2 separate regions of the Homo sapiens genome follow, and region 2 is linked to region 1. Evidence: chromatin loops called from intact Hi-C (ENCODE). Cell type or tissue: chondrocyte. All regions are shown on one strand. Links, peaks and the distances in the headings refer to the core of each region. The heading gives the core; the rest is flanking DNA.

Region 1 (5,308 bases), core at 309-5,308:
GTGGTCCAGTGGGTTTGAGGCTCTTGTGGATCCACCACCAGTCAGATAGGACTGTCTTCCCCATGGGAAGTGTCCTGGTCCCAAACCCCCAGTGTTTCCCTGACAAGATGAGAGATTTGACAGAAGTTTTTCTTTTAGGAGACCTGATGGGAATATGGGCAGGATGGAGAGGGCTTTACTACTCCTCCTAGGTAGAGGTCCTGTGTCTTCCTCAGAGGCCACTCCTCTCTGCACATGGCTGTGTAACAGGAATAATGCAGGCCTTTCTGATCACATCTGCCCTCCTGTAGGTTGACACTGAGGTGGACATTCACAGGACTATACCCAGTCAAATTGAATGCCATTATCTGGGAAAAACTTTCAACTTCTTCAACCTCCTGAGTTATTCACTTTTGTCCAGGTGGGATTTACTTCTCTCTGTGCTTCAAGCAGCTCTGAAACTTTTTCAGAGAGAAAAGTCAAGTATGGAAACCTGGTCAGCAGAGACCCTTTATTGTCGGTGCAGAAATGTGGTTCTGGGTGGGGAAGTGCTCTGCAATGCACGGAGCTCCTTACCAGCATTTAGGCTTAATAGGGCAGTGGAAACATGAACCAGGATTGAGTATCTACAGAAGCAAGGCATTTTTAGTTTGTTTTGCTCTGAGTGAGGCCTAGAGGCACAGGGCAGTGAGCAAGAGTCTCCTTAGTAGCTAGCGCCCCAGGGGGCCAACAGGGTTATGTGTCAAGCATACACTGGGTGGGACTGGGAGACTCTGGCAGAGTGACTCAGGCTTTTTGCCTGTAGAAATCCTGCCTACACTTTAGGGTTCGGTTGAAATGCTACCTCTTTATGGATCTGCCCTTGATTTCCTCCTGGCTATTTCTGAGCTTTCCTTTTTCTGAACTCCCTAGTACCTTGCTGGTTTCACTCATGTCCCTTGTATTACAGCTGCCTGTGTAACCGTGTGATCAGAGGCATCATGGGAGAGAGAGCCTAACTTGGGTTTGAGTCAGATTCAGTTACATGTTAACTATGTGACATTGGGCACATCACCTAACCTTTCTGAGCCTTAAGTCCTTCATTTGTAAAATAAGAATAATATTCACTTTACCAAGCTGTTTGAAAGATTGAATGTAGGGTATGTACAAAACTTGATATATACTATGCATTTAATAAATTGTCATTTATTGCAGACTGTAAGCTCTTAAAAAATAGAATCTTATTCATCTTTTTTTTTTTTTATCTCCAGCACCTGGCACAGTGCCTGGGACATAATTAGGCACTCAGTAAATGTTTATTTGAGTCAAGTAATGAATTACTTTTAAAAAGATATTTCTCAAAATTTCTTATGTCCTGTTTAGTGTTTCCTAAAAAACTTTAGCCCCTGGGTTTTGACTTCTGTAGTCTCTTAATGAAAGAGCTAAAGAAGACATTCAACATGTGAAAGGGGGACAGACTGCCCCAAGAGCTCCTTGGAAATCTTCATGTTATTTCCTGCTTACATCTGATTGATGATTTCAGGACAGGATGGCTTAGAACATCCATCAATTTTTTTTTCCTTCCAGATTCTTAGAATTTGCACCAGGTATACCCCAGAACAAGACACCATGACTTTCTCAGACGGCCTTACCCTAAATCGAACTCAGATGCACAATGCTGGATTTGGTCCTCTGACTGACCTTGTGTTCACCTTTGCCAACCAGCTCCTGCCTTTGGAAATGGATGACACAGAAACAGGCCTTCTCAGTGCCATCTGCTTAATCTGTGGAGGTACCAACTATGTAGAAAAGCCTCATGAAATTCCATGAAGAACAGTTTATACTTGTAATTTGTGAAAAATTCCTCATTTCCCTTTTGGAGTTGTTTTACATGGGAAAACATGTGAATAAAGCCAGGCATACATGCCTGGTTTCATTGTATTTTTCCATGTTGTTACAAATTAACTAATGGTATTTGGGATCCTTCTGCTCAGAAAGAAATCCCAAAAAGCTATTACTCCAATTGCCACAGATTTTTTTTCTTAAAGGCAGGATCACACTATTATAAAATGAATTGTCTGGGGACATTTGAATGATGACAAGGGACTTGTATGTGCTGTTTGTTATCTAGTGGGTAGGCATACAAGTATTTGGCTGGGCCCTCCCACCAACCCTTGCAGGACTGGGATAAAATTTAGCTTTCTTCTTTGTAGTGACCCCTACTGGCCTATAGGAGGCTGAATCGTAAGTGGTTAAAAAGTAATGGTTTTAATTAAGGAGCAGATTTATTTTATGCTAAAATAACCATCCTGCTCAAGATTTGTTTTAATTCAGTTTGGTAGTGACACCTTCTGGTCAAAGGAGGTAATTCTTTCCCTGGGACAAAAGCAACCAGGCATCAAAATGTTTATACTACCAAGGGGGGGCAGTTTTTTTTTGTTTTTCAAGTATCACTGCTTAAAGCAACTGCATAAGTCTGCAAATTTGTGTATGTAATTGAATTACCAAATTAATGAACTCATAACAGTAGGAATAAGGAAACAAGGAAGAGGGGAAAAGGGCATAAATCCTGATTTTGTTTAATACTTTATTCCTGGTATCCAGACCGCCAGGACCTTGAGGAACCGACAAAAGTAGATAAGCTACAAGAACCATTGCTGGAAGCACTAAAAATTTATATCAGAAAAAGACGACCCAGCAAGCCTCACATGTTTCCAAAGATCTTAATGAAAATCACAGATCTCCGTAGCATCAGTGCTAAAGGTATGTCTTCGTGCTCTCAGTACTGTAGTCACACAGTGGACTTGAGGGCCTTACCAGGTTGTGTTGCTTTATTCAATTCAGGATGTTTAATGGCTGCTTTTAAAGTCTTGGAACTCATTTCTCATTGAAATCAAAAGGAAATACTATCCCTCCCCCCTCTAAAAAAAAAAAAAAAACACCTCAAATCTTACCCTATTCAATTATCTTAACGATTGAGAGCTTTAAAATTCATGACTGATTAGAAAAACATTGTTTTCAAGAGAATGTACTAAAACAGGCTAATTCTCTAGGTTCATACATTTAATTCCAGCTTTCTACACATCTCTGGTTTATGTTACCTTGACTCCAGTTTTTCTTGAATATCTAAACCTTTGTTAAGTTTCTCTCAATCACTTTAGCCATTGCTCTTTTGTATATAGGCAGATTTTCTTCTGCACACTTCTAAGCAAAGGAATTCTTGCCTAAGAGGTATATTCTTTGCCTAGTGATTTTCTGTTTATGTAGCAACTCAAGCAATTAATAGAGGTGCCTAGATCCATATCACAGTTGAGTGTTTAACAGTAAGGTTTTTCTATGTAGAGAGACAACTCAGCAGCTATCCCTGGTACCAAATGGGCTATTGTCATTCTCCTTTCCCCATCAGACTACTTACTCTGTCTCTGAAGATGTTTGCTAGCCAAGGAATAAACTCTGTATTTCAGAAAGTGCTTAAAAGCACAGGGAACTTGTTTGACAAGCAGTCTTAACTCGAGCTCCTTCTAAGAGGTCTCCTAGATGAGCATTCTGAATTCATCCTTGCATGGAATTAAGAGTAGAAGTAAACAGCAGATACCAGTGTGGTTGTGAATACGGTATCTTTGATTTTTAAAAATGAGGCTGTTTAACATAATACTATCATTCTGTATAGATGACTAGACTAGTGATATCTAATAGAATTTACTGCAATTACAGAAATAATCTGTACTGTCCAGTTCAGTAGCCACCAGACACAAGAGGTTCTCGAGCACTTGAAGTGTGGCTTATGCAACTGAGGCACTGTTTTTCTCATTTTATTTAACAAATTTAAATTTAGCTACCTAGTGGGTATTGTACTGGACAGAGTGCTGCTAAATCTAGTTGTCAATAGTCACTGCACATCGTGAACTCCTCTGTTTGTGGGTAACTGCCATCAACCTGTCTTTTTCAAGATACACTTCTTTCATCAGGAACTTCTCTTTGTAAATTGTTATTTCCTGAAACTAAGACATCATATTTAAACGTCACCATATCTCAGCTGCTTTTCCACAAAGTAAAAATGTTTTAATGGTGTAAAATAAGGATAGCCTCTGGGAGGCATTGTTTGCATAATTTTCTGTTATCAAAAGGAGCAATTGTATCAGTTATTGCTTGCATAAAAGACGAATGAAGTTCTAGCAGATCATAAAAAGACCCTCTCTATCAACATACTATGAGTCTGAGCTGGTTGAGAACCCAATCTAACTAACTTTGCAATAAACTAACACATGATTTTTGGTGGATGCAGTTCCCATTCCAAATACATTTATCTTTCTTTGTATTTATGAGTGTGATAGTAATCGATAGATCTTTTTCAACAAAAAGCCACCTGATATCTACATTTCATAATTCCTAAGCAAGAATCTTAGGAAACACCTCTGTTAAAATATATGAAAATTGGTCCCTGGTTATCTGTCATAGCTTAACTCCTTATCTTAACCATATTTCCATTATCTCTTTTGAAAAGGTGCAGAGCGTGTAATTACCTTGAAAATGGAAATTCCTGGATCAATGCCACCTCTCATTCAAGAAATGCTGGAGAATTCTGAAGGACATGAACCCTTGACCCCAAGTTCAAGTGGGAACACAGCAGAGCACAGTCCTAGCATCTCACCCAGCTCAGTGGAAAACAGTGGGGTCAGTCAGTCACCACTCGTGCAATAAGACATTTTCTAGCTACTTCAAACATTCCCCAGTACCTTCAGTTCCAGGATTTAAAATGCAAGAAAAAACATTTTTACTGCTGCTTAGTTTTTGGACTGAAAAGATATTAAAACTCAAGAAGGACCAAGAAGTTTTCATATGTATCAATATATATACTCCTCACTGTGTAACTTACCTAGAAATACAAACTTTTCCAATTTTAAAAAATCAGCCATTTCATGCAACCAGAAACTAGTTAAAAGCTTCTATTTTCCTCTTTGAACACTCAAGATTGCATGGCAAAGACCCAGTCAAAATGATTTACCCCTGGTTAAGTTTCTGAAGACTTTGTACATACAGAAGTATGGCTCTGTTCTTTCTATACTGTATGTTTGGTGCTTTCCTTTTGTCTTGCATACTCAAAATAACCATGACACCAAGGTTATGAAATAGACTACTGTACACGTCTACCTAGGTTCAAAAAGATAACTGTCTTGCTTTCATGGAATAGTCAAGACATCAAGGTAAGGAAACAGGACTATTGACAGGACTATTGTACAGTATGACAAGATAAGGCTGAAGATATTCTACTTTAGTTAGTATGGAAGCTTGTCTTTGCTCTTTCTGATGCTCTCAAACTGCATCTTTTATTTCATGTTGCCCAGTAAAA
Region 2 (5,380 bases), core at 127-5,126, 770 kb before region 1:
CCAATGTCAAGCCCTCTTGGGTGGGGTGTTAGCCACTCAGCTCATGCTTGGTACCCAAAATGGAAAACTCACATTTGGCTTTGTCTGAAGTAGACAAAGTCAAGAATCAACTCACATACTATACAATTCTTTTTACAATTTTTTTGTGGTGACATCCCACCTCCCCCAAATTTCTGAGTTCCATTGCTTTCAACTACTAGCAACTTTGCTTTTCTTTTTCTCTGAAAGACTGCCCTCAAGCTACTGGAGCCTACAGATGTGCCAAGAAGTTTATTTCCCCTGGGAGGCTGTTTACCAATAAACTGCCTAGCTCTCTTCATTCAGTGTGGGGCAATTTAGAGGCTTAACTTAAACTCTAGAAGTTCCCTGCAGAATCAAGCCAAGCCCTATCCACTGCTGTGGGACTTTTGGACCCTTGTTCAGCTTCTTCTCCTTTCCTGTTCTGCTGCCCCTGCCACTCTCCCCAATGTTCTTACTGATTTCTCCTATGAGCACTTTCTTAATAAATCACTTGAATCCTTACTCAGGGTCTGTTCCTTTGGAAACTGACCTAAGAAACCTACTCTTGACATACAGTTGGATAAGCATGGAGCTCCCTGCCACATTGTCCCCAATTAATCCTGCCATCTCTTTCCAATTTTCTTTCTAATTTCAAAAGTCTTAGTAGCGGTTAATGTTCTTTTCCTTCCTTTCTCCTCCCATTCTCCTTCTCCTTCCTTCTTTCTTCTTACCTTCTTTCCTCCTGCCTCCTTCTTTCCCTTCTTTTGTTCCTTCATCCTTTCCTTGTCTTTCGTTTCTTTCCTATTCTATATCCTTTCTAGAATAAGCACTGTGGTTCCAGATTTCTAGTCTTTTCTCCCATATATATTACTCTTGGAATTTGGGAAGAGAAGCCAAACTGTTTTGGATTCTTTGATGGACTGATTTTCTTGATAATAATGTTTCTCTTTCATTACTTAAAATGGTAACGCTTTTGGTGCTGAGAGCAGGTTGACATTTTTTGGGAAGGAGGGGAACATGAAGGTGGTAGAGAAGAGGTTTTTTTGAAGGCTCACTTGCTCTGGACACCAGAGTAAGGATTTGACCAGGCTTTCTTGAGGACTGGAACTTCAAACTTCTACATCTGCCCCAAATAAACATTGAAAACCAGAATCAGTTCAAACTTCTACATCTACCCCAAATAAATATTCAAAACCAGAATCAATTCCTAGAGCTAGCAGTGGAGGTCAAGGCAGTGTCATCATTTTCTTCCCTGGCAATAGATCATCAATTCCCCCAGTACAGACAGTCCCTAACTTAAGATGGTTCAACTTACGGTTTTTAAATTTTTTGACTTTACGATAGTGCTAAAGCAGTAGGATACTCCTGAGAGAGAGGCTGAGTGGCAGCAGCAGTGGCAGCCAGCCTTGCAATCACCGGGGTAAACCACCGATATTCTACAGTGTACTGTGTTACCAGATGATCCTGCCCCACTGTAGGCTACCGACTATAAGTGTTCTGACTGGGCTAAGCTCTGATGTTCAGTAGGTTATATGTATTAAATGCATTTTTTATATTCTCAATTTACAATGTATTTATCAGAAGGTAACCCTGGCGCAAGTCTAGGAACATCTGTATGTAATAATGTCCAAAGTTCTGGAAAGTACAGTGGGAAAAAGTGAGAAGGAGAACTCACTACAAATGGTGAGTGAATGGCTAAGTTTTATTTGTTTTCTATAGTTGATGCCTTAGGAAGTTGAAACAAGAAACCTGTACACCAGTTAGATAATTAAAATGGCACATTGGCAGAAGATGGTTTCCCTCGTGTCTCATACATAGCATTTAGGAATGAAAGTGCTCAGCGTCCCAGTGGTTCTCCTTTTGAACTGGCTCATCCATTACTGGGGTAATGATTTTCCGTCTGGGCAACAGCAAAGCCAAAGGCCTATTACACAGGCAACATAAAGTTAAAAAGACATTATGAATAAAACGTTGGCTCATGCCGGCTTTTGCCAAGCCTTCTCCAGAGAAGATTGCCTGATGCCGACACGTGTTTATTACACTTAATAATGTTTACAGAATTCTTCTTTGAGCTCATTAGAGCTGTCAGATCAGAAGTAAATGTATTCCCCCCTCTGTTTATCTCTAAAGACTTCTCAGTCAATAAAGCAAGATGAATGACATCCAGGGCGCAGACAAGTACTCTTGAGCTTCGCAAACACTGCCAAGTTAAACCCTCAGCCAGGGTGGGCTCGTGGGTCTCAGGACTGAGGGAGCATGCATCTCATCAGCCACTTAGTTCTCTTGGCGGTGCTTCTCCAACTTTAATGTGCTTGGAATCTCCCTGAGAGCTTCATAAAATACACAATGCTAGGCCCCCTTCCCAGAGATTTTGGTTCACTAGATCTGGGTTAGGGCCCAGAAATTTGCATTTCTAGCAAGCCCCCAGGTGATGCTGATGCTGCAGGTGCATGTAACCCACTCAGAGTAGTCCTATTCTGGAGTTCATTTTCTTTTGTTGCGGAGGAGGGTGGCGGTACCCCTTGGCAACTTGGGACATCCTGGCTGGCCTGTGGCATGCATCAGCCACAGCGGTGAAGGCGGCAGGGGCAGCAACCAGAGCAGCAGCAGTGGCAGCAGTAGCAGGCGCGGCCGCCGCCGCCTCCGGCTCAGCTCACGCGGAAACCCCACTGGGCCGTCGTGGCTCCGCGCGGTTGCGGGCCAGCGTGGAGAGGCGGGACGTGGCGCCCGGGGGCGGGGCCTGGCGCCAGGGGGCGGGGCGCAGCGAGCCGGGCTCCCGCTGTCTGCTCTCAGCGGCGGCGGCAGGGGCTGAGGGCACAGCCAGCGGGCGGCGCGCCGCGGACTCCAAGGCAGCCCGCCAAAAGGTAAAGCCAGGAGAGCGCGCTGGCGGGTCTTCCTGTTGGGTGGCTGCTGTCCAAGCCCCTAGCGTCCCCGGAGCCCCAAGCTGGGTCTGGAAGACCAGGGCATTTGCATGGCATCCAGGGACCGGCTGCCTAGCAGGGATTTTGCGTGTACCGCGGCGGGGCCGGGGGCTGGGGGTTGGGGGGTCTGCAGCGGGAGCCCGCGACCGATCCCAGGACATCTGGACTCGCGGACAACTTTGCGCAGCAGTCCTCTTCCAAGTTCCCTTTATTGCTATTGTCTTAGCGCCTGTCTGACAGTCTCCCCGGACTCCAGCTTTGTTCTCATTAGGCCAAACCCGCCCTCCCCAGGGGCGTGAACCCAGGAGTCGCTGGCAAGTTGCACCTGCCAGCCGGATCCGCCCCGGCTCCCTTCGCGTCCCTGCCGGGTCCAGCGCTGTCCTGCGCACCTTAGGGCTGGGCACGGCGAAACCTGGCGCCCTTGGGAGCAGAGGTTCTCGCTCCATTCCCCTGTGGGGATCTAAGCTCCAGGCCGGGGTGTCGGACCTCTGGGTTGCAGCATGCTTTGGGGCCGAAGAAAGGGCGAGAAAAAGTTTGAGCATTGGCTGGGCCTAGGGAGCGGGTAGCGCCAGGCTGCACATGGCAGGAGTTGGAGAAGAGTACTAGGGGCTTGGCGCCGGACACAGGGACGCGGCCAGGGACCGAGCCCTGGAGGCTGAGGCTCTAAGCCTGGACTGTCAGCCGCGAAGGGGTTCTTGCTGTGTGCGCGCTTTGGCAGGAAGAGGCTGTGTGTGATTGTAGAGACGATGGGCGGAAAAACAGAGAAGAGAGAGGTACTTGGAATCTATGTAATTGCAGTGTGCCCCAGTGTGCACTTTTCTCCCTCCAGATATTTTGAAAAAGGTGTGCACGCCGATGTCTTGTAGGTGGACTCCCGGAGGTGGGGGTGGGGGTGGGTACGAGGGATAAGTTTTACCTAGAGCTAGAGCTGGCGTTGAAAGTGAACAGGTGACAGAAGACGTGTGTGTGTGTGTGTGTGTGTACGTGCGCGCGCGCCGTGGCTAAGGATGCTCGGGTGCTGGACCGCCCGCTGTGCCTCCACACCCCTCCGCCCCGCCCCCTTCCAGCTCTCAGCGCGGGGTGAGTTTCCCTGACACTCCCCGCCGGAGGCAAGCAGGCAGAGGCGAAGTGATGGTCGCGGAGTGGAACAGACAAAAGGGTGCATTTGGACGACCCTTCCAGGACCAGGCGGCCAGAGTGTGGGGTGTGTGTGTGTGTGTGTGTCTGTCCGTCTGTCTATCTGGAGGGGGTCCCTGTCCTGCCAGTTATGGAGGGACCACTGAGAGAAGAGGAAAGAGGTAGGAGCGGGAGAAAGACAGGTGAGGCGGAGCGGAGGATAAGAAACCGAATGGGAGAGAGTCGAGAGCCGAGATTTAAAAGCATCTTGCCTAATTGGACGCAGATTTATAAATTAATTTTTAAAAGAGGTGCTAGAAGTAGGAGAAGAAGAAGAAAAGAGCCCTGAAGCTAAAATTTTACAGGATGGGGGTGCAATAAGTTTGATTATTTAATAAAGGTATCTTATCGAGCCATGTTAAAGTAAGTCTAAAACCCTCTCTGAAGTTTATTGCTGGTTTTAGATAGCCTCCTTTGACACATCTTTGCAGCACCTACTCCAGAAGTACCTTTTGACAGTCAGAAAGAAGTAAAAGGCATATATACACAAATAAAATGCAGCTAAATGAAGTTTAAATGAAGCTTTGAGCCGGATTAAATGGCTTGTGTAACTGCTGAATGTTGCTAAAGTACTGTCAGGGCTATAAAATAGCCAGACAAAAATAAAGCAAAAAATAATTGTAACAAGAAAATGAAGGCTTTACAAGAACTTCAGTAATGAACACATAACAATTGATGGTATGATGCAGTAATTATTTTCGTATTTACGCCATTAACGATTGTAATTTAACGTTAATGTCCTGGTATTTTATTCCTTCTCATTTGCAGACAAAAGCACATCTGAGACGCCATCAGGGAGTAATTTGGTAATATAAAGTCATGAATAGAAAACACTAAACCATGCTCAGAACTCTGACAACAGAAAGCGTGAAACAAAATAACCTCATTTGCTGTTTATTATCTGTCTTTATAATTCTGTTTACCATCATTTGCATAAATGAATAGCTAAATTGTATAGTATATTCCTTCTTGGACAAAAAAAAATACATGATGCTTATAGATATGGTGGGGGGGAACTAGTAGGTAATTCTTACCTAAAGCATGAAGGAAAAAAAAAAACTGTGGGGTTAGAAACTGTTGCAAATAATCAGAATGCAAATTTAACCTACTTTAGGCATCCTTATTTTATTTAACTTGGCTCAGGTAGCTTTAACAATATATACGTAATTAGGAGATGGACAGACCCTAAACTTCTTTGCTAGCAAATCATAACAAAACTAAATTGAAGAGCTACACATTGTGTGATGAAGCAGTTTTGTTAATCTGAATAACTATTTTTTTCT

What was found. A loop is a pair of places that touch in the nucleus more often than their neighbours do. Peaks named below come from ENCODE experiments on the same cell type or tissue, not always from the same donor. Only the 100,000 strongest peaks of a DNase experiment are listed, where the experiment ranks them.
Region 2: a loop joins it to region 1, with 2.5 times the contacts of the local background. A loop is called at or near these places in 3 of 110 quality-filtered maps.

What each region holds. Positions count from the first base shown.
Region 1 is chr3:25,591,958-25,597,265 of GRCh38, forward strand. It overlaps RARB (retinoic acid receptor beta), which reads left to right. Exons shown (of 8, transcript NM_000965.5): 6 at 1,546-1,750; 7 at 2,563-2,721; 8 at 4,463-5,308. The coding sequence ends at 4,659. Among named protein-coding and RNA genes, the nearest start is that of TOP2B, 70 kb to the right of the region's middle. In chondrocyte, for the core only: CTCF peaks have their summits at 708, 2,265 (motif pointing left) and 2,484; a DNase peak (open chromatin) is centred at 692.
Region 2 is chr3:24,826,540-24,831,919 of GRCh38, forward strand. It overlaps a transcript of RARB not described here. Among named protein-coding and RNA genes, the nearest start is that of THRB, 330 kb to the left of the region's middle. In chondrocyte, for the core only: a CTCF peak has its summit at 2,853; DNase peaks (open chromatin) are centred at 2,762, 3,542 and 4,047.